Regions from separate parts of the Homo sapiens genome. Here region 2 is linked to region 1. A link is an interaction called in ENCODE POLR2A ChIA-PET data of the cell type or tissue named here. Cell type or tissue: HepG2. All regions are shown on one strand. Links, peaks and the distances in the headings refer to the core of each region. The heading gives the core; the rest is flanking DNA. Region 1 has its middle 19 kb from the start of PDGFA-DT. Region 2 has its middle 47 kb from the start of PDGFA.

Evidence for each region. Peaks named below come from ENCODE experiments on the same cell type or tissue, not always from the same donor. Only the 100,000 strongest peaks of a DNase experiment are listed, where the experiment ranks them.
Region 2: POLR2A ChIA-PET joins it to region 1 with 14 read pairs; 5 of 35 experiments call an interaction of 5 or more read pairs at or near these places.

What each region holds. Positions count from the first base shown.
Region 1 is chr7:534,866-544,121 of GRCh38, forward strand. No RefSeq gene overlaps it. Among named protein-coding and RNA genes, the nearest start is that of PDGFA-DT, 19 kb to the left of the region's middle. RefSeq lists enhancers at 3,797-4,740, 4,741-5,682. In HepG2, for the core only: no CTCF peak of the experiment used is centred there; DNase peaks (open chromatin) are centred at 3,536, 4,736 and 5,056; H3K4me3 peaks cover 1,293 bases.
Region 2 is chr7:467,199-478,306 of GRCh38, forward strand. No RefSeq gene overlaps it. Among named protein-coding and RNA genes, the nearest start is that of PDGFA, 47 kb to the right of the region's middle. RefSeq lists enhancers at 3,766-4,722, 7,594-7,888, 8,211-9,105. In HepG2, for the core only: no CTCF peak of the experiment used is centred there; a DNase peak (open chromatin) is centred at 5,403.

The DNA.
Region 1 (9,256 bases), core at 2,766-7,765:
GTCAGTTCTCTTATCTGATAGGACATCACTGCAGCATTGCACACCTGCCCCCGATGTGCCGCCTTCTCCTGTTTCAGGACCCCCAGCCCTGTGTTCTGGAGTCAACCCCGGCTACTCCTTCCCGGGCTCCTCTTTTCTTTATTGTTTTATCTTGTGAGACAGGGTCTTGCTCTGTTGCCCAGGCTGCAATCACAGCTCACTGCAATTTCCACTTCCCAGGCGTAGGTGATGCTCCCACCTCAGCCCCACGAGTAGCTGGGACTACAGGTGCAAGCCACCACACCTGGCTAATTTTTGTATGTTCTGTAAAGTTAGGGTCTCACTGTGTTGCCCAGGCTGGTCTTGAATTCCTGGGCTCAAGTGTTCCTCCCGCCTCGGCCTCCCACAGTGGTGAGACGCCAGGCGTGACCCACCATGCCTGGCCCGGCTCCTCCTCTTCACCCTGGAGGGTCCAGAGCTCACTCTTCACCGTCTTCTCATGGGGGCAACACTGCCTCCGTCCTGACAACTGGACTCGGGTCCAGCTCTGCCCAACACCTCTGCATGGGTGTCTAAAGACAAGCTGATCTCATTATGGCCCAAACAGAGCCCCAAACCCACAGCGCCCCAGCTTCGTCCCCCAGGCAACAATGACACCACCTCCCAGCCACCCAGGCCAGCAAGGGGCACCCGGCCTGCACCTTCCCCCTCACCTGGTGCCTCTGGTCTGGGGGAACCCCTGTTGACTCAACCTCTGAGCCTCTCCCAAACCTAACCAGGTAGAACCTCCACCTGGCCCCACCTCTTCTCCAGGGATAACTGTGGCCTCCCTTCAGCCTTCTCCCTGGATCCCCTACGGTCCTAGAGTGAGCCTTAATTTTAAAACCTAAGCCAGCCGGCTGGGTGCGGTGGCTCACCCCTGTAATCCCAGTACTTTGGGAGGTCGAGGCGGGCAGATCACCTGAGGTTGGGAGTTCGAGACCAGCCTGATCAACATGGAGAAACCACGTCTCTACTAAAAATACAAAATTAGCCGGGCGTGGTGGTGCATGCCTGTAATCCCACCTACTTGGGAGGCTGAGGCAGAAGAATCGCTTGAACCCAGGAGGGGGAGGTTGCAGTGAGCCAAGATCGCGCCACTGCACTCCAGCCTGGGCAATGAGAGTGAAACTGTCTCAAAAAAAAAAAAAAAAAAAAACCCTAAGCCAGCCAGGTCACAGCTCTGCTCCGTGGATACCCCAAAAGCCCAAGGAAAAGGGAAATCCACCATAAGACGGTAAAAGGAACCCCTGGCAGGAGAGGTGAGGGGCTTGGCTCCTGAAGACACCGCCCTTGCCAAGTCTGGGGCCTTCCCCTGAGTTACAGAGCACTTCCCTGGCAGATCACAGGTTAAAAATAATTCTGTCCTCCCTGCCCGGGCTCTTGTTGGAGGAGCTGATGGGGGCAGAACCCAGACCCACCTTCCATTAGCAAACCTCAGGGGCTAGGTCTGGCCTGGGCCCAAGCCAGCCCCACCTGGTCCCTAGGGAGCTCCTAGGAGGCAACACCGCCGGCTCTTGCTTTTCAAAGCCATTGTGGTCTTCTGGCCCGTCGGCGAGGCCGTGTGTGAAACCCAGCAGGAGGGGTCTCCAGGAACCACAGGGTGTCACCCAGAGTGTCCAACAGAGACCCCAGAATTCCAGAGAGGCCGTGAGGTACCACGGATGAGGGTCACTCAGCCCTGACGGCCCGGGGTCCAGAGTCTCCTTCTAGCCTGTTCCTGGATGACAGCCACGCTTACCCTCAGTATCCCAGAAATGATAACATTTGCTGCCATGGTTCTCTATTGCTGCCTAATAAACCACCTCCAAATGCAGAGTCTCAACCCAACAGTGAAGACCTCATGACAGGCACCATGGCCCACGCCTGTGATCCCAGCACTTTGGGAGGCCGAGGCAGGAGATCATTTGAGCTCAGGAGGTTGAGTCCAGCTTGGGCAACACAGACCTCATTTCTACAAAAAATTACAAAGTTAGCCAGGCGTGGTGGTGCGTGCCTATAGTCTCAGCTACTTGGGAGGCTGAGGCGGGAAGATGGCTTGGGCCCAGGGGTTGAGGCTGCAGTGAGCCGTGATCGCACCGTTGTACTCCAGCCTGGGCAACAGAGCGAGACCCTGCCTCAAAAACCAAAAACAAAACAAATTCATGACTTCACGGTGTCTGTAGTTCAGGAATTCAGAAACGGCTTCCCCGGGATCCTGTGGACCAGGCCGTGGTTGTTAGGTGTCGGTTTCTCACCCTGCAGCTGCTTGAGTGTCCTCACAACATGGCGGCTGGCATCCCGGGGAGCAAGAGGCCCAAACAGCAAGGCCAAAGCCACCGTGTCTTCTCTGACCACTCCTGGGAAGCCCCACCCCAGCACAGGCCCTGTCAATGCAGGAAGGGCTATGGGAGGGCACAGACATGGGGAGGTAGGACCTCGGGCCCACCTGGAGGCTGGCAGCCACCCTTGACTTAATGCTGCAGTGAGGATGAAATGAGCCAATGCCAGTGCCTGGCACATGGGGGAGTTTTCTCACCACTGGGCACCCCCAGCTTCTCCTCGGGAGACTTGCAGGGGCCTAAACTCATCCATATTCACTTCCAAGAAGTGGGCTCCGTGAAGCCTTGCCGAGCCGGGGAAGCAGCGACGGAGGGTGCCTAGGTGTGATGGAGGGTGCCTAGGTGTGATGGAGGGGGCCTGGGTGTGGTGGAGGGGGACCTTGTTCAGGGGCCAGGGGGCACTCACCTTCATGGTGCTGGAAGCCCCCAGGGACAGTGAGCCTGGCTTTCACCCTCCTGAAGAGTCCCCCCCCCAAAAAAGACATTGGCCAACCCAGCTCCCAGGCTTTCACTCTCCTGGTCCCCGCCAAAAAAAGACATCGGCCCACCCGGCTCCCAGGTGGGAGAGGGACCTGATCCACCTCCGGGGCCAGCCTGCCAGGGACCTGGCCTTACCACGACTGCCCTCAGCGTCCTCAGCTGTGAAGTGGGGCTGATTTGCCTACACTCCAGGGAAATCAGGAATAGAGAGAGTGAGTTAATCCATGGAGAGGGCTGGGAACAGCGCTGGGCACAGGAAGCACCAGGAAATCGACTCCCCCACCAGGCTGTGGCCCTCACTCACACGCCCCCCTCCCTCCACGCCTGGCCGCCGGCCTTGGGTGCAGGGAACACACCCACCCCAGCTCCGTGGTTGTGGGCGGCCCGGCCAGGCCCTGCTTAGGTTCTGGGGTGCACTGCAGGGGTGCACAGCAGGAGTGCGCTGCGGTGGATCAGGGCCGTGGAGGGCCCAGCCTGGGGCTGACCTGACCAGAGCCCAGGGGAGCCGGGGTCCCTGGAGGAGGGCGCCCCTGGTCCAGGGGCTGCAGAGGAATCTGAGGCGGCTTCCAGGAGGAGGTGGCATTTGAATCCAGCCTTGAAAGACAGCAGCAGCTGTCCCAGGCCTGGAATTTCCTCTTCCCATGCAGCCAGGCCCCACCCCTCTTATCTGCCTCCTCGGGGAGCTGGATCCCAGGGACCTTCCCGAGAAGGGCAGCCCAGCCTGGCCCCACCCCACCCCAAGGCCGCAGGCTGTGTCACCCGCCTGGAATGCACTTTCCAGTCCTCCCCTCCCTCCCCCATGCCAGCCCTTCACTTCCTGACCCAGCCGGCCAGGCCAGCCCCCAGGCCTCAGAAAATCTGGGGGCCCCCCCGGGCCTGTCACCCCAGAAAGGTGGGGGGAAGGGGGCACCCCCTAGACAGGAGGAAGGAGCTCCTGAGAGTCTCACCTTACAACCTCCCCATGGGGACAGCAAGCCCTCAGTGTCCCCTCCTAGGCCCCCAAGGAAGCCAGACTTGCTGAGAGGAACACAACTCACACATCCCCCCAGGGCCCCCACTTCCTCACCAACCCAATGGGGGCTCTAGGGGCGTCAGCATCCTGCGGTTTCTTAAAGACGCTGGCGACCCTCCTTCACTCCGGTGGCTCCTCCAAGCCTCTCTACAGCCCAACTGGACAGATGGGCATGGCCCCAAGGTGTTTCGAGCCAGCCAGAGTCCAGAGCTGGGGTCCCCTCTCGGGCACAGTTGCCCGCCCTACCCTTTCCTTCCCCATCCCTCAGACTGGTAGGGTCCCAGGAGCCGGCCTGGAGGTCAGACCAGGAATGCCCAGAAGCCAGTGGAGTCAGCAGGGCTCTGAGCATTCCCCACACGGGACCCTGCCTGCCACATAGGACCCCGCCTGCCACACAGTCACCTCCCCAGGCCCTGAGCTCAGAGCAGTTGCCCTCTGTCGCCTGCACAGGGGGTCCTGTCTGCCTCCCCTGGACTTGGAAGGACCCTTCCAGCTGGCGGGGGGCTCCCGTTTGGGGACAAGTGCCTCAGCTACGCCGGTGGAGCCTTGGTGAGGAACCCCTGTGCCCCCACTCACTGCGGGCAGAGGCACCACCTCTGGGGGCCGGTGTGAAGCCAGACTCCTAGCCAGCCCTGCAGCCTGTCCCAGGGGCCAGTAGAACCGGGAGGGGGCCGGGTGTGTAACTGCCTCCTGAGGCCGGCGAGTAGATTCCTGAGGCTCAGGGCGGTGCCCTCCTCTACCTGCCCACACACTCCAAGGGAGCTTCAGTCCCCACCTGCCAGCTGGAACAGGGGCTCCCTGAGGGCCCGAGTCCCCAACGCTAACACAGGAGGCACCAGGGAGCGTCTGCGGAATTAAACCAACACTCTGTGTGCACGTCACACGTTTAGCGGACACAGGCCCAGGCTCCCTACACTGGGGTCCCCGCCCCTGCTCTCCGGCGTTCCGAGCCTAGACGTGGAGGTGAACAGACACGTGGCCTCCTGCGCCGGGGGTGGGGTGGGGTGGGGTGGGGTGGGGTGGGGTGGGGTGGGGTGGGTGGTGAGGGGGTGTGCAGGGCTGCCTGGATGCACTCGGCCTAACGGCCCGGGAAGAGCCTGGGGCCTGAGAATTCCAGCCACCACCACCCCAGGGGTGCCGCCCACTGCTCACAGGGCCACCCACACCTCTAGCCACCTCATCGGGCCTCCAGGCGGCTGCCCTGTGTGGTGTGGGGGGACTCCCAGAGGGAGTGAGCCCGCCCTCCTAGGAGAAGCCTGGCCAGGTTCCAGTGGGGTGGTGGCCCGGCCCATAAACAGGAGGGGTTTATGGCCCAGTGACAGGCAAAACTGGTGGGGCAAGCCCAGGCTAGATCCCAACCCTGAGCCAAGGACAAGAGGATTCCAGAGTGGGAGCAGGAAGGCAGGGGTCCGTGGAACCAGCCTGCTCCCCTGCTCCCTACGGGCCTCCTCCACCCTATCTCAGGGACCCAGGCCCCAGTCCCAGAGCACCCAGGGGCCACCCCCACCCCGTCCCTGGCCAAGCCTCACCCCCTCCAGAGCGGCCTGTCACCACCTCGGGGTGGGAGCAGCCTCTCTGCTCTCCATCAATGCGGAGAGTTGATACCAGGGTTGTCTACCTTCATGAAAGTTACTTGTTGTGATTTCTTCGGCCTACAGAAAAATATAAACGTGGGCTCCTAGGAGCACCAGCACATGACCAGGACCTCGTCCTTCTAAAGCGTGTAAAGTTTGCTTTACTGTATTGACAGCAACAATAATCAGACCAAAAGCAAGATGACAAGACTCCTTCTCACTCGGGTAGTTCGGAGGAGCAAAGTGTGAGAGGCCCAGCGGGGCTGCAGCCTCAGCTCTGATACCCCAGCCAGACCCGCTGTCTCCCAGACTCAGTTTCCCCACCCCGCCTAAGGTCTCCGGGGCTCCTCCGCGCAGCGATTCCATTCCTTCTGACCCAGGCTGCCTCTGCAAGAGTCCCGTCTGGGTTTAGAGTTGGTCGTACATTCATTCATCCAACATCTGAGTGTTCCCTGTGTGCATGGCGCACAGTGTGGCCAGACACACACTCTGGTGTAGAGGAACCAGCCGGCCTGTGCCCGTATCATGAACGCCGTAGCCTGTCCCTGGGACTAGACAGCCAATCAGGCGTTGTGCGCAGCATAACTAGCTTGATGCCTGCTGACCCCCAGCCAGAGCTCACCTGGGTCAAGAGTTCCTGGACCCTGGAAGGTGTGGTGGTTTGAAAACAGGACCACCAGTCCCTTGATCTCTCACATCAGCAAGTGGGGGTCTGTGTCCCCCTGGATCCAGGCAGGCTGTCTCATCATCAACCACAGACTGTGCTGGAAACAATGCTCTGTGGCCTCTGAGACTCGGTCGCAAATGGCCACGCAGCTCACACCCTGCCTGCTGGAACAGGGGCTCCCTGAGGGCCCGAGTCCCCAACGCTAACAGCTGGCTGGAACCAGCTGGCTTTTGGAGCCCTCAGACGTCTCGAGGGAAATCTAGCTCCACTAGAGCCACCATGCTGGGAGGAAGCCCAAGCCACACAGGATGTAGGCGCCGCCCCACCCAACCCCAGGGAGCCCGCTGAGCCCCCCACCCCCACCTGCAGGGAGCTTGCTGAGCCCCCTCCCCCACTCCCAGGGAGCCCGCTGAGCCCCCCACCCCCACCCCACCCACAGGAAGCCCACTGAGCGCCCCCACCCACCCCGACACCCAGGGAGCCCGCTGAGCCCCCTACCCCACCCCCAGGGAGTCTGCTGAGCCCAGACCCCAAGCATCACGGAGCACACAAGCGCCACTCACCGGGCCCTGTCTGAGGTCTGCAGGGCAGCATCCGTAGTGAACATGAGGCGTCTGTTTCGTGCCACCACGTTTTGGAGTGTGATGCACACAGCAATCACCCGACAGATCGAGGAAGGGCCACAGGACAGGCTGCGTCCATGGAGACGTTTGCCGCTTTTCCAAAACTGGGGGCCGCTGAGAGGCACCTGGGCGTCCCTCGTCAGGGAGTTCTCGGGGCCAGCCACAGGTGGGGAGACGCTTGGCTTAGGTAATAGGAGGATAGGAGAGGAGGCCTCACTTCCAGCTGCTGTGCTCAGGGTGGGGCACGCAGAGGCCTTGAAGAGTAGGAGCAGGCAGTATTCCAGGATGACTGCAGGCCCACCGGGCCCACTGGGAGCTGAAGGACATGGCGCACACAGCAGAAGCTCCGGGAGGCACATGCCGGACGTGGGGAGGGCCCAGTTCCCATCACTGTTGGGTGTGACAGAGACGTCATACGCGACAGCAGCTCCACAGCCGTGAATGTCCTCTGCACCAGACCCCATTCAACCAGCTCCACCTACACAGTCTCGCGTCAGCTCACCCCCAACCCCACGCAACCAGCTTCACCTGCGCAGTCTCGCGTCAGCTCACTTCCAACCCCCTGCAACCAGCTTCACCTGCGCAGTCTCGCGTCAGCTCACCTCCAACCCCACGCAACCAGCTTCACCTGCGCAGTCTCGCTTCACCCTCACCTCCAACCCCCTGCAACCAGCTTCACCTGCGCAGTCTCGCGTCACGCTCACCTCCAACCCCCTGCAACCAGCTTCACCTGCGCAGTCTCGCGTCAGCTCACCTCCAACCCCCTGCAACCAGCTTCACCTGCGCAGTCTTGCTTCACTCTCACCTCCAACCCCACGGGGCAAACATTATGACCCCACTTTAGAGATGAGCAGTGTCAGAGGAGTTAAGGAACGTGCCTGGGGCCACACAGCAAGGAAGAGCTGGGACTAGGGTTTGAGGCACGTTAGGTGACCGTGTAATTCTCTGCTTTACCCAGCACAGCGCACGCCAGCCAGCCCGGGCAGGGCCGCAGCATCCCAGGCCGGGGATCGCCAGGCTCCTTTTCAAGTGCATTTCTGAGATACAACAGTCAATTTCCCCAACTGCGCAAGTGAAAACAATGTTTGGCTAAGGAGGCTGGTGAGGGGCTGACAGTCTTAATTCTAAGGGACGTCTCCAGCGGTGACACGGGGCTCCGTCCCCAAGCAGACCCCCTGCTGGGATCAGTGGAACCCGACCCAGTGACCTTCTGCCTGGCTGAAGAAAGCCCTATGGGTGGATTATACAACGCGCTGCGTGCCTGCAAGATCTGACTGTAAAGCTGTTCCCATGAGCAGCCTCTGAGAGCCTTCGTGGCCCCCAAGCAGGCCAGGGGCAGGCCCAGACTGAGGGGTGAGGGGAAGGCCTCCCTGCACTTGGTGGAGAAGTTAGAACCAGACGAGAGGAACCCTCGAGGAAGGGAAATCCTTTGACCAACTGGAGGTGGAGCTCGGGTAGGAAAGTTAGTCACCAGCCGCCTAATTTGGTCACATTCCAGGAGGCAAGAGCGGCCCAAGAGGGGAGAGAGAGGTCAGCGTGGCTGGTAGCTCTGGAAGGGGCAAGGATGAGCTGGACTCTGACGAGGCCAGGGCAGGCCCACAGCCCATCTGGACCGGGGAGTCTCCTAGGCCAGAGCCCTTGGGGCCGAATGGAGCTCCGAAGGGTGGGGCCCAGGATCCCGGAGCCACCCCTGCCGAGGGCCTCCTGGCCCGACCTCCAGACATGAAATCACCCCCAAGTCCCAGGCCCCATATGGCAGGGCCTGCCTGTCTCCCCAGCGTGGCAGCCGGGGGGCCCGGGAGGAAACTGCCTGGCCTCAAAGTGAGTCACCCCCGCCGGCTGATTCAGCCACCCTGAGCCAGGGGAGGTGAGGCCGGGACTGTCCGTGGTCTGGAGGGGCCTCGGCCAAGCCCAGTCCCCAGAGGCCAGCTCACCCCAGCAGGGCGCGTGGGCCGGTGCCACTGTTCAGCCTGGGACCCCTGCCGAGCCTCTTACGGCCAGTAATTAGCTCATTCCACCAACAGCCTGGATGGGTCGTGACACCCATCTTACAGACGGGAAAGCTGAGGCCCTGAGAGGTCCAGGCTTGGGGTCCATATCGGGCAGGGCTGGGCAGCCCCAGGCAAAGCCCCTGCATCTAGAATAGTGACAGGAGCCTACAGTCACCTGCTGGCTTCTGGACCCAACAGAAAGTCCACCCTGCTTGGAATCCTTTGGCTAGAATTCCAGCCTCTGGAAAACTGTCTTTCTGGGGAAAGCTAGGCCACCTCCCAACTGCCAGGAATGTGTGAAAGGGGCTCAGACTGTAAAAGGAATCGGAATGAGTGAACAAATGAAGGAATGAACTAATGAATGAAGAAATGAACGAATGGCTAAAGGAATGAATGGACAAACATGAATGAATGAATCAACAGATAAACAAATGAGCCAGTGCTTTGTCAGGACAGCAGGTGTATGAGTCCCCACTGGTCTGCCTCCTGCCCCAGGGGAAGCGGTTTCCCTGCCCCCATGGCCAGCAAGGGGCAGAGGCCAGCGAGGTTGTCCATCCTGGATGTTCTCAG
Region 2 (11,108 bases), core at 2,662-7,661, 68 kb before region 1:
AGTCTAGAGTATTACATAGGAGATTATCCTACCTCCTCATGGCCATCACCTCCTCACAGCCATCACTTCCCATGACTATCACCTCCTTCCTCAACCATCACTACCTCCCACAACCATCACCTCCTCCCACAACCATCACCTCTCACGGCCATCACCTCTTCCCACAAGCATTACCACCTCCCACAAATATCACCTCCTCCCACAACCATCACCACCCATGACCATCACCTCCTCCCACAACCATCACTTCCCATGACTATCACCTCCTTCCTCAACCATCACCACCTCCCACAACCATCACCTCCTCCCACAACTATCACTTCCCACAACCATCACCTCCTCTCACAACCATCACCTCCTCCCAAAACCATCACCTCCCATGGCCATCACCTCGTCCCACAACCGTCACCACCCATGACCATCACCTCCTCCCACAACCATCACCTCCTCATGGCCATCACCTCCTCCCACAAGCATTACCACCTCCCACAAATATCACCACCTCCCACAGATATCACCTCCCATGACTACCACCCCCCATGAGTATCACTTCCTCATAACCATCAGCTCCTCATGACCATCACCTCTCATGACCACCACATCTCACGACTATCACTTCCCCATGACTATCACTTCCTCATGACCATTACTTCCTCATGACCACCACCTCTCATAATCATCACCTCCCATCACTTCCCATGACTATCACTTCCTCATGAACATCACCTCTGATTGACCACCACCTCCCATGACCATCATCTCTCATGACTATCACTTCCTCATGACCATCCCTTCCTCAAGACTGTCACTTCCCCATGACCATTGCCTCCCATGACCATCACCTCTCATTGGCCATCGCCTCCCATGACCATCACCTCTCATGACTATCACTTCCTCATGACCATCACCTCTCATGACTATCACTTCCTCATGACCATCACCTCCTCATGACCATCACCTCTCATTGACCACCACCTCCTATGACCATCACCTCTCACTGACCACCGACTCCCATGACCACCACCTCTCATGACTGTCACTTCCTCATTACCATCACCTCTCATGACCATCACCTCTCATGACCATCACCTTCCATGACTGTCACTTCCTCATGACCATCACTTCCTCATGACCATCACCTTCCATGACTGTCACTTCCTCAAGACCATCCCTTCCTCAAGACTGTCACTTCCTCATGACAATTACTTTCTCATGACCACCACCTCTCATGACCATCACCTCCCATGACCTTCACTTCCTCATGACCGTCGCCTCCCATGGCCATCACCTCCTCACGACCATCACCTCTGTCACCATCACCATCTCTGTCATTCCTGCAACTGTCCTACCACCACTGCCACATCACTGTCATTGCCATTACCATCCCCCTCACAGCCTATTTCCTTAATTAGTGAGATGCGGGTGAGTGTTCCAGTGTCTGAGGACCCCAGGCTGGCAGAAGACGCTGAACTCAAGCCCAGGTCTTCAGATGCCAACTGCATGCTCTCTCGCCTCTGCCCTGGGTCCTACAGTCCCACCAGGCCCCTGGCCAAAGGCTCTATCCCCAGTGCTGAGACATGGTCACCAAAAGCCTAGCTAAAAGTCATTTCTGAAATCCTGTTTTCAAACCTCTACATAAGCCACACATATCTGGAACCTCCTCCTTTTTCCTAATGAAGTCAAAGGTGTTAACTTTACGGTGACTGCATGACTGGTACGAAGCACCCTGGCTGCCCACGGAGCCAACACAGAGCCACTTCCCCCTCCCAGAACCCCACACTCACGCTTACGTAACCCTCGGAGGAAGTCTCACATGATGACCGGCCTGCTGAAGAATGACTACCACCAATACAACTTTTTATGGGGTTGGTGGTAGAGTCTATATTTAAAACAATTCTGCAAATCCCTGGGAAGTGAATGCTCATTAGGATCTGGGGCAGCTTGCAAAGTAGAGACGGAGGTTTCAGCTAAGCCCTGGGGTATTGTAAACTGCAGAAAGAAAAATTGGATGTCAGGAAAGCCAGATCACTTCGACAAAGCTCAGCCGAGGACTTCCTTCCTCTGTCTGGGACTCTGCCTGGGCCTGAAGGCACCAATACGAACAGAAAGGCTGGCCTGTGGGAAGTTCCCAGGGTGTCCCAGTGACCCACACGCATGGGTGCAAGTGCCATGGAGAATGGGAGGTCCAAGAGCTGAGCTCCCACCCAACAGCCCTCCCCACGTGGGCACCTCTCAGAGTTCTGGGAACTAACTTCCCTGCACAGCTGTGTCTCACAGGGGACTCCAGGGTGGCTGGTCCAATAGGAGAGCCACGAGCCCCTGTGTGGGTACTTATGTTAAATTAAAGATGGATGACGTTTTAAAAGTTGAGAACCTCAGCTGTACCAGCCACATTTCCGGTGCCCAGTACACACATGTGGCCGGTGGCTGCCATGTTGGACGGTGCAGATCCAGGGCACACCCTAGAAAGCTCTATCGGCCAGCCTTGGTCCACAGGCTGGGAGCCCTGCAGGACTGTGGTGGGGTCCAGAGCTGAGGGTCCGGACGCTGCCTCAGTTGGCTCCAGCTACCGTGACAAAGCACCACAGACTGCGTGGATTAAACCGCAGCAATGATTCTCACCCTTCCGGAGCCAGAAGCCTGCAATCAAGGCATCGGCGGGGCTGGGTCCCTCTGGAGGCTCTAGGGAGTCATCCCGGCCTCTCTCAGCTTCTGGCGGCCGCCCTCCTTGTGTTCCATGACTTTCAGACGCGTCTCCCATCCCACCTCCCTCTTCACCCACCCCTTGTGTGTGTGAGTTTCTTCCATCTCTCATGAGGACACCAGTCATTGGTTTAGGGCCCACCCTAATCCAGGGTGGTCTCATTTAAGACATGGATTTAACTAGTTACAAGTGCAAAGACTATTTCCAAGTAAGGCCACATCACGGGTTCCAGGTGGACATAAATTTGGGGGACTGCTCAACGCAGCACACCCCTCCCCCACCACCCTATATCTCCCTGTGCCCCGCAGCACACCCCTCCCCCACCCTATATCTCCCTGTGCCCCGCAGCACACCCCTCCCCCGCCACCCTATATCTCCCTGTGCCCCGCAGCACACCCCTCCCCCACCCTATATCTCCCTGTGCCCCACAGCACACCCCTCCCCCACCCTATATCTCCCTGTGCCCCACAGCACACCCCTCCCCCACCCTATATCTCCCTGTGCCCCACAGCACACCCCTCCCCCACCACCCTATATCTCCCTGTGCCCCGCAGCACACCCCTCCCCCACCCTATATCTCCCTGTGCCCCACAGCACACCCCTCCCCCGCCACCCTATATCTCCCTGTGCCCCACAGCACACCCCTCCCCCACCCTATATCTCCCTGTGCCCCTCAACACACCCCTCCCCCGCCACCCTATATCTCCCTGTGCCCCACAGCACACCCCTCCCCCGCCACCCTATATCTCCCTGTGCCCCACAGCACACCCCTCCCCCGCCACCCTATATCTCCCTGTGCCCCACAGCACACCCCTCCCCCACCCTATATCTCCCTGTGCCCCACAGCACACCCCTCCCCCGCCCTATATCTCCCTGTGCCCCACAGCACACCCCTCCCCCACCACCCTATATCTCCCTGTGCCCCACAGCACACCCCTCCCCCGCCACCCTATATCTCCCTGTGCCCCTCAACACACCCCTCCCCCGCCACCCTATATCTCCCTGTGCCCCACAGCACACCCCTCCCCCGCCACCCTATATCTCCCTGTGCCCCACAGCACACCCCTCCCCCACCCTATATCTCCCTGTGCCCCACAGCACACCCCTCCCCCGCCACCCTATATCTCCCTGTGCCCCACAGCACACCCCTCCCCCACCCTATATCTCCCTGTGCCCCACAGCACACCCCTCCCCCGCCCTATATCTCCCTGTGCCCCACAGCACACCCCTCCCCCACCCTATATCTCCCTGTGCCCCTCAACACACCCCTCCCCCGCCACCCTATATCTCCCTGTGCCCCTCAACACACCCCTCCCCCGCCACCCTATATCTCCCTGTGCCCCTCAACACACCCTCCCCCACCACCCTATAGCTCCCCCATGCCCCTTCTCCCCTTTCATGCTGTTCGGGGCGTGTCCATCTGTTGACCGTCTGTCTCCCCCGCCAGGATCCTGTGCACCCCTGCACACGCCCAGCCTGGGCACACTCGGCAGACCGCTGATGATCTACTGGAAGAGCAGACGAGGGTCTGACTTCCTAAGTCATGGTGTCAGCCTCGAACAGGAGTGTTCTGGGTCCAGGGAGATGTCATGGAGTGAGCTGGGCCTGGGCTGGAGGCCTGGCTCTGCTGGCGGGGCTGAGCCCATTCACCCATCAAGCCCCCGTTTCTCATCTGTATGATGGGAGGCTCCCCGCACCACCCTCTCTTCCCTATCACCTTTCCGACTGACCTGGGTGGGGGCCAGGTGTGACTGTGGCCAGGGTCTATGGGGGATCACTGAGGTCCTCAAGATGGCCCCGGACAAGGAGGGGCATCAAAGCAGGGGAGACAGAGGAGCTCTGGCCCCGTCTTCCCCAGCAGCCCATGAGCCATGGATCAGCCGGGGGCGCCCATGTTGAGCAGTCCCAGGGAGCCCGCTGCCCTGAGCCATTTGACCAGAGGGGTGGCCCGGCCAGCTCGGCACAGTGCTGAATTCTGGGGACCTCATCGCTCCTGCCGGTCCCCTAGGGGCTCACAGTGGGGCTGGAACGAAAGGGAGCCTGATGGAGCCTGCAGCTGACTGCCCAGGAAGCTTCCGGAACGCAGCCACGTGGGAGCGGTTGCTGGAACTTCCTCACACTGCCTGTTCAGGCCGGGCCCGCATTCCCCCTCCAAGGGAAGGGAGGGCCAGAGCCGGTGCGAAATCTGTCCTGGCAGCTCCCCAGGGACTCCCGGGGCAGGCTCAAGTTTCTAAGGAGCATAAACTATGTCTTACAAGTCGAGATAGTGACTCCAGTGACTGAAAACATCAGAAATAGCTCTGCTGAGTCAGTCCCTTCCCAAAGTTCTGTGGGAAAGAGTCTGTCGGCCAGAGGGCTGACCCCACAGGCCCCAGCTCACTTGCAACAGCTCCTGCAGCCCAGGGAGAAGGCATGGGAGGGACCCGGGTGGTGGCACCTGGCAGCTGGTGAGCAGCCCTGAACCGTCCCTGGTGACAAGGAGGGGACACAGCTTAGAGGCACCCGCCATGCCACCTTTGTGGAGCTGGGCAGGCCTGGGGTTTAGGGACTCGGCGCAGGTCCCCCGGCCCCCTCATCCTGACACTTCTTTTCCTGGAGCTGCCTTTTCACAGCCTTCCCCCGAGGAGGAGTGACCTTTGGCTTGTTTGGATGTTAAGCGGGGAATCCGCACACAAGCCACAGTGTATGCGCACACACACAGAGGCACTGACGCACGGTGGCTTTACATGAAGGAGGTGCGTTATATCACATGACAGGAAGTTCAAGGTGTGCACTCAGTGATTCTGTGATACCACAGGAGCTGGGATTCCTCCTCCTCTCTACCCTGCCATTCTCAATTGGCCTCACACCTCATAATTGTCCCCTCGTGGTCACAAGAGGACTGCCATAGCTCCAGGCATCACGTCCTCATCCACCACCCTCTAAAGGCATCCCTGCCTTCTGCCCCTTTTATGACTTTTTATTTTTATTTTTATTTTTATTTTTAAAGATGGGTTCTGGCTCTGTCACTCAGGCTACAGTGCAGTGGCACGGTCATAGCTCACTACAGCCTCAACCTCCAGGGCCCAGGCAATCTTCCCACCTCAGCCTCCTGAGTAGCTGGGACCACAGGCATGCACCACCATGCCTGGATAATTTTTTTTTTATTTTTGTAAAGATAGGGGTCTCGTTATGTTGCCCAGGCTGGTCTCGAACTCCTGGCCTCCAGCAATCCCCCTGCCTTGGCCTCCTAAAGTGCAAGGATTACAGGCATCAGCCACTGCACCCAGCCTTGTGCCCCTTTCTGAGAGCCGGGAAGATGCTCCCAGGAGCCCTCGGGAGGCTTCCCTCCGGTCTCGTGGCCAGAATTGTCTCCTGCTCGTGTGAGTCGGTGGCGGGCCAGGCGAATGGAGCTACCGGGGCTGCCGCTTTGGACTGCTCGGCATTTGCCCCATGGGGCTGCACAGGGGCCCAGGCTGGCTGAGAATGTCCCTGGGTCCAGGAGGCAGACGGAGGTACAGCCCAGCAGCCAGGAGGTGTGTCAGGATGTTCCCCAGTCAGCACCCGTGGAGGGGAGGGAGGAGGCAGGGTGGGCGAGGAAGGTCCAACAGTGGACGGCCTGCCCACAAGAAGCTCTGAGGCTGGGAGCTGGCAGAGTTGCTGCAAGTGGGTTGGGCCAGGACTGCTGGGCCTGTGCACCTGCCTGGATGCATCAGTGGTCGTGGGCTGCCCTGGGAAGGGCGTGAAGCTCCCTGCAGCCAAGGATCCTGGAGGTGCTGACATCACCCAGCCACCGGACAACAGCCTGCCCTACTTCGAGGAGCTCTGGGCAGCCCAGCCCCATGTCCCCCTCACGCCCCACCCCACAGCTGACAAAAAGACCACAGGAGTCCAACAGCCAACCAGGGGGAGGCCGTTGAATTCGGGGGACAACCAGAAACGCCTGAAACAGAGATAAAGAGACTGATATGGAAAAGACTGGGCTGGCATGGTGGCTCCCAACTGGGATCCCAGTGCTTTGAGAGGCCGAGGCGGGAGGATCACTTGAGCCCAGAAGTTCAAGACCAGCGTGGGCAACATAGTGAGACCCCGTCTCTTTTAAAAATCCTTTTTTAATTAGGCAGGCATAGTAGTGCGTGCCTGTTTTCCCAGCTGCTAGGGAGGTAGAGGCAGGAGAATCACGGGAGTTTCGAAGTCCAAGGTCACAGTGAGCTGTGATTGCACCACTGCACTCCAGCCTGGGCAACATGGCAAGACCCCATCTCTAAAAGAAAGAAACAAGAAGACATGGAGAGAAATATCCAAAAATGTTTACAATAATGATTTCTGGATAGAAGGATTATAGGAAGTTTGTCGTTTTTTTCTTTGTCCTACTCTGTCTAAAGTGAATATGTATTTCTTTTATAATCAAAAAAACTTAACTTTTTTATAAGAAGTCCTTTTGTCAACAGAGCACAGGGTCTGGATTCAAAGACATGGGCTCAGCTCCTTTTGGGGCAATCCCAGGGCCCGCTGACGAGATCCGGGACAAAGTGAGTTCTGGGGACAGTCGGCTGTGCCTGCAGCCTCTGCTTCAGGATTCCCCACTGTGTTCTCCAGCCCACACTCCAGCACCCTGAGACTGGGGTTAGGTATGACCTTTCCCACGAATTAGCCATGTGATATTTTTTGAAGACATGAATTGTCATACTGCCAGATTCTTCATCCATAAAGTGGATCGTGCCCTTAGCTGGCTCACGAGTTGTGTTTGTTGAGATGGGTAACTCTAGCTGCTCTAATAGAGCCTCATACTCCCCAGCTTGACACAGTAGAGTTTATTTCTCGGTCAGGGGAAGGCCAACCTGGATTGTTCCCAGATGGTGGGCAGCAGTCCACATGGTCATGCAGGGATCCAGGCTCCACTTGACTCAGCTCTGCTGTGCTGCCTTTGGCCCCTCCAAATTCTCCACTCAGACAGAGAAAGAGGGCGAGGATCATGGTGGGGCAGGAGTAGGGCCAGGCTTGGAAATCCCCCGAATCCCACTGGCTGGAGCCCAGGGACATGGCTGCACCGGAGGCCAAAGGTCAGGCAGCCAGGAAGCGCACTCAGGCAGGCAGGATGTGTGTTAGGAGGGGGTGGGGGTGGATCAAGGTTGGCCTCACAAGCGTGGGATTTTGCTGATTGGGCTGTGAGGGTCTTGGCCTCCCAACACACCCAAGCCCCCGGCCATGCACGTGGAGCATGCGTGGGGGGCAGGAGGAGCTGGGTTCCCCCTCAGACGTGGAGCCTCCCTCTCTCTCTCTGGAATGGGCACTCATGTGCTTCTGTCCAGGGATTTGAATCTTGAGGGACAGATGAAGGCGCTGGGACACTTTAGAAATTATTCACAGCAACAGCAGTGTCGTCCTAAACCCGGGGGACGGCCCCGCCCTGGCTGGGACCCCAGGGGTCATGTGGCTCTACTGTGTCCCCAGCCCTCCTGCCGTCAGCCGTCCCATTATCTATCCCACCACCATCTACTCTCGTAGTTTGTAACCAAGACGCGCGGCGGATAGGAGGTCAGTGATGTAAGACTGACCCGGAACTCTTCTGGGAGCTTCAGGGTCACAGGCTCTGGTCCTGGCTCTGTGGAGGCTTCTCAGCAAGGCTGGGGAGAGTGCAACACAGCTGGGTCACCTGAGATCCAGGAGAGAATACAAGATGCACAAGGGGCCAGGTGCAGCAGCTACACCGCCAGCACTGCGGGAGGCCGGGGCGAGAGGCTACATCACCAGCACTGCAGGAGGCCGGGGCATGAGGCTGCAGGACCAGCACTGTGGGAGGCCAGGGCATGAGGCTGCAGGACCAGCACTGTGGGAGGCCGAGGCATGAGGCTGCAGGACCAGCACTGTGGGAGGCCAAGGCATGAGGCTGCAGGACCAGCACTGTGGGAGGCCGATGGGGGAGGCTAGAGCCCCAGCACTGCGGGAGGCCGGGGCGAGAGGCTACATCACCAGCACTGCAGGAGGCCGGGGCATGAGGCTGCAGCACCAGCACTGCAGGAGGCCAGGGCATGAGGCTGCAGGACCAGCACTGTGGGAGGCCGAGGCATGAGGCTGCAGGACCAGCACTGTGGGAGGCCAAGGCATGAGGCTGCAGGACCAGCACTGTGGGAGGCCGATGGGGGAGGCTAGAGCCCCAGCACTGCGGGAGGCCGGGGCGAGAGGCTAGAGCACTGTGGGAGGCCGAGGCGGGAGTCTACACCATCCAGCACTGCCGGAAGCGGAGGCAGAGGCTACACCACTAGCACCAAGGGAGGCCAGGGTGGGAGGCCATGGCAGCACAGGAAAGCTGGGATGTTTCCCAAAGCCCCTTCCCAATGTGGTTCCGGATCAGGGCTGGCCACAGGAGGACGTGGTCTGGACTTGGGAGGAGAAGCTGTGGTTTGGTGTCTGGAGTGGGTGTGGGCCTCGTGGGGCGGGTCTGCTTGTCATCTGGGTGGTTCAGGAGAACGGCCAGCACCTCCGGCTCCTGCAGGCCTCACCCCACAGCCCTTCAGGGCCCTGGGCTGGATGCACGTGTGCTCCACAGCCAAGGGCCCGGCTGTCCTGCAGGGGCCTGGCTAAGACAGGAGGTGGGGAGAGAGCAACACGGGGACATACCAGGTGTTCTCAAGGGCCCCAGCCTGACTCCACTGTCCCTCACTTCATGTCTCTTATGGGCTGGACTGTGCCCCCAGATATTCATATGTCCAAATTCTAACCCCCAGGACCCCTGAATGTGACCTGATTTGGAGACAGGGCCCTTGCAGATGAGATTGAGGGGAGATGAGCTCACAGGAGGCCCCGATCTGGTGGGACTGCTGTCCTCATGGAAAGGGGGAACCTGGACCCAGGGAGAGGCTCACATAGAGGGAAGAAGATGGGAAGAGACACAGGGAGACGACGGCCATCCAGAAGCCAGTGAGAGGGACCAGGACGGATTCTCCTTCAACCCCCAGAAGGAGCCTGTCCTGCAACACCAGGGCCCCAGACCTGTGGCCCTCAGGACGTGAGAAAATCAATCCCTCAGAGGCCCCCAGAACATCCGCCTTCCCATCCCCACGGTGCTGGGCTCAGCACTGCACAGGCCACACGCCCTGCCCGTGGCTGCTTCACCTGCCCCCAGGACATTGCTGAGCACCCTGTTTTCTGTCGGAGTCCCAACGGCACAGAGGCAAGAGCTTTCAGGGCTTGGCACCCGAGCCCTCAGACGGCGGCAGGAGGCATCGCAAGCCTCCCTGGAGGTCTTTTAGGAGAGCGGCGCCAGCGGCCCGCGGGGGCTTCAGAGGGCGAGCAGAGCTGGGCCCCCCGGTGGGTGCCCCTGGGAGAAGCGCATGTTCCAGCTGCCTCCCACCCTGGGCGCGCGTCTCAGGGGCTACGTGAGACCCTCCGCCACGGCCACCGTGGAGGAGCCTGCATGCGAGGCTGGGTGGGGGAACCACAGCACCGTTTCGCGGCTGTTTTGTTTTTGTTTTTGTTTTTTGTTTTGTGGGTTTTTTATTTTGTTTTTGTTTTTGTTTTTTCGAGACTGACTCTCACTCTGTCGCCCGGGCTGGAGTGCAGTGGCGTGATCTCGGCTCACTGCAACCTCCGCCTCCCGGGTTCAAGCCATTCTCCTGTCTCAGCCTCCCGAGTAGCTGGGATTACAGGCACGCGCCATCACACCCGGCTAATTTTTGTATTTTTAGTAGAGACGGGGTTTCACCACGTTGGCCAGGCTGGTCTCAAACTCCTGACCTCAGGTGATCCACCCGCCTCGGCCTCCCAAAGTGCTGGGATGACAGGTGTGAGCCACCACACCCGGCCTTGCTGCTGTTTTTATCACATTAAAACACAAAATTAATTCAGCCATTTCTCCTGACCCCAAAATGTCTGAGGAGTAGAGCAAGCAGAGAGGTGAATGATTCATATCTTTGGAATCCCTACTGCAAACGCGTGCAGAAATAAACTGGGTTTTCCTCCTGTAACAGGGCCGTTTCACCTGGGGGGCTGCACGTCTGCAGAGTGAGGCTCCGCAGGCAGATGCTACAGGGAAAGGCAGCCCTGGGGACCAGGAAATGATGCCGTCCTCTTGGACACTGGGGAGAGTGACCTGGGGGAGGTGGACACAGCGCGGCTGGGGCGAGGCCTGGGCTCCAGGTCCCCATGCAGGGCAGTCCGAGGGTGTCCTCATCCACCTCCCTTTGTACCGTGAGTTTGCTGAGCCAGATGGTGACACAGGGCTCCTGAGGGCTCAGCCTGGAGTCTGTGAGTCTAAATCAGAACTTGCCTGGTGGTCGTCCTTACGTTCATCTGAGGTGAAGGTCTGGGTCCTTCGTGCTTGAATCTCACCCAAGGCAGGAAGTCTTTGCTGCCCTTCTGAGTTGCAAAGCCCCTCCCAGAGGAACAGCACCCTTCAGGGCTATGGGAAGGACCAGGGTTTCCC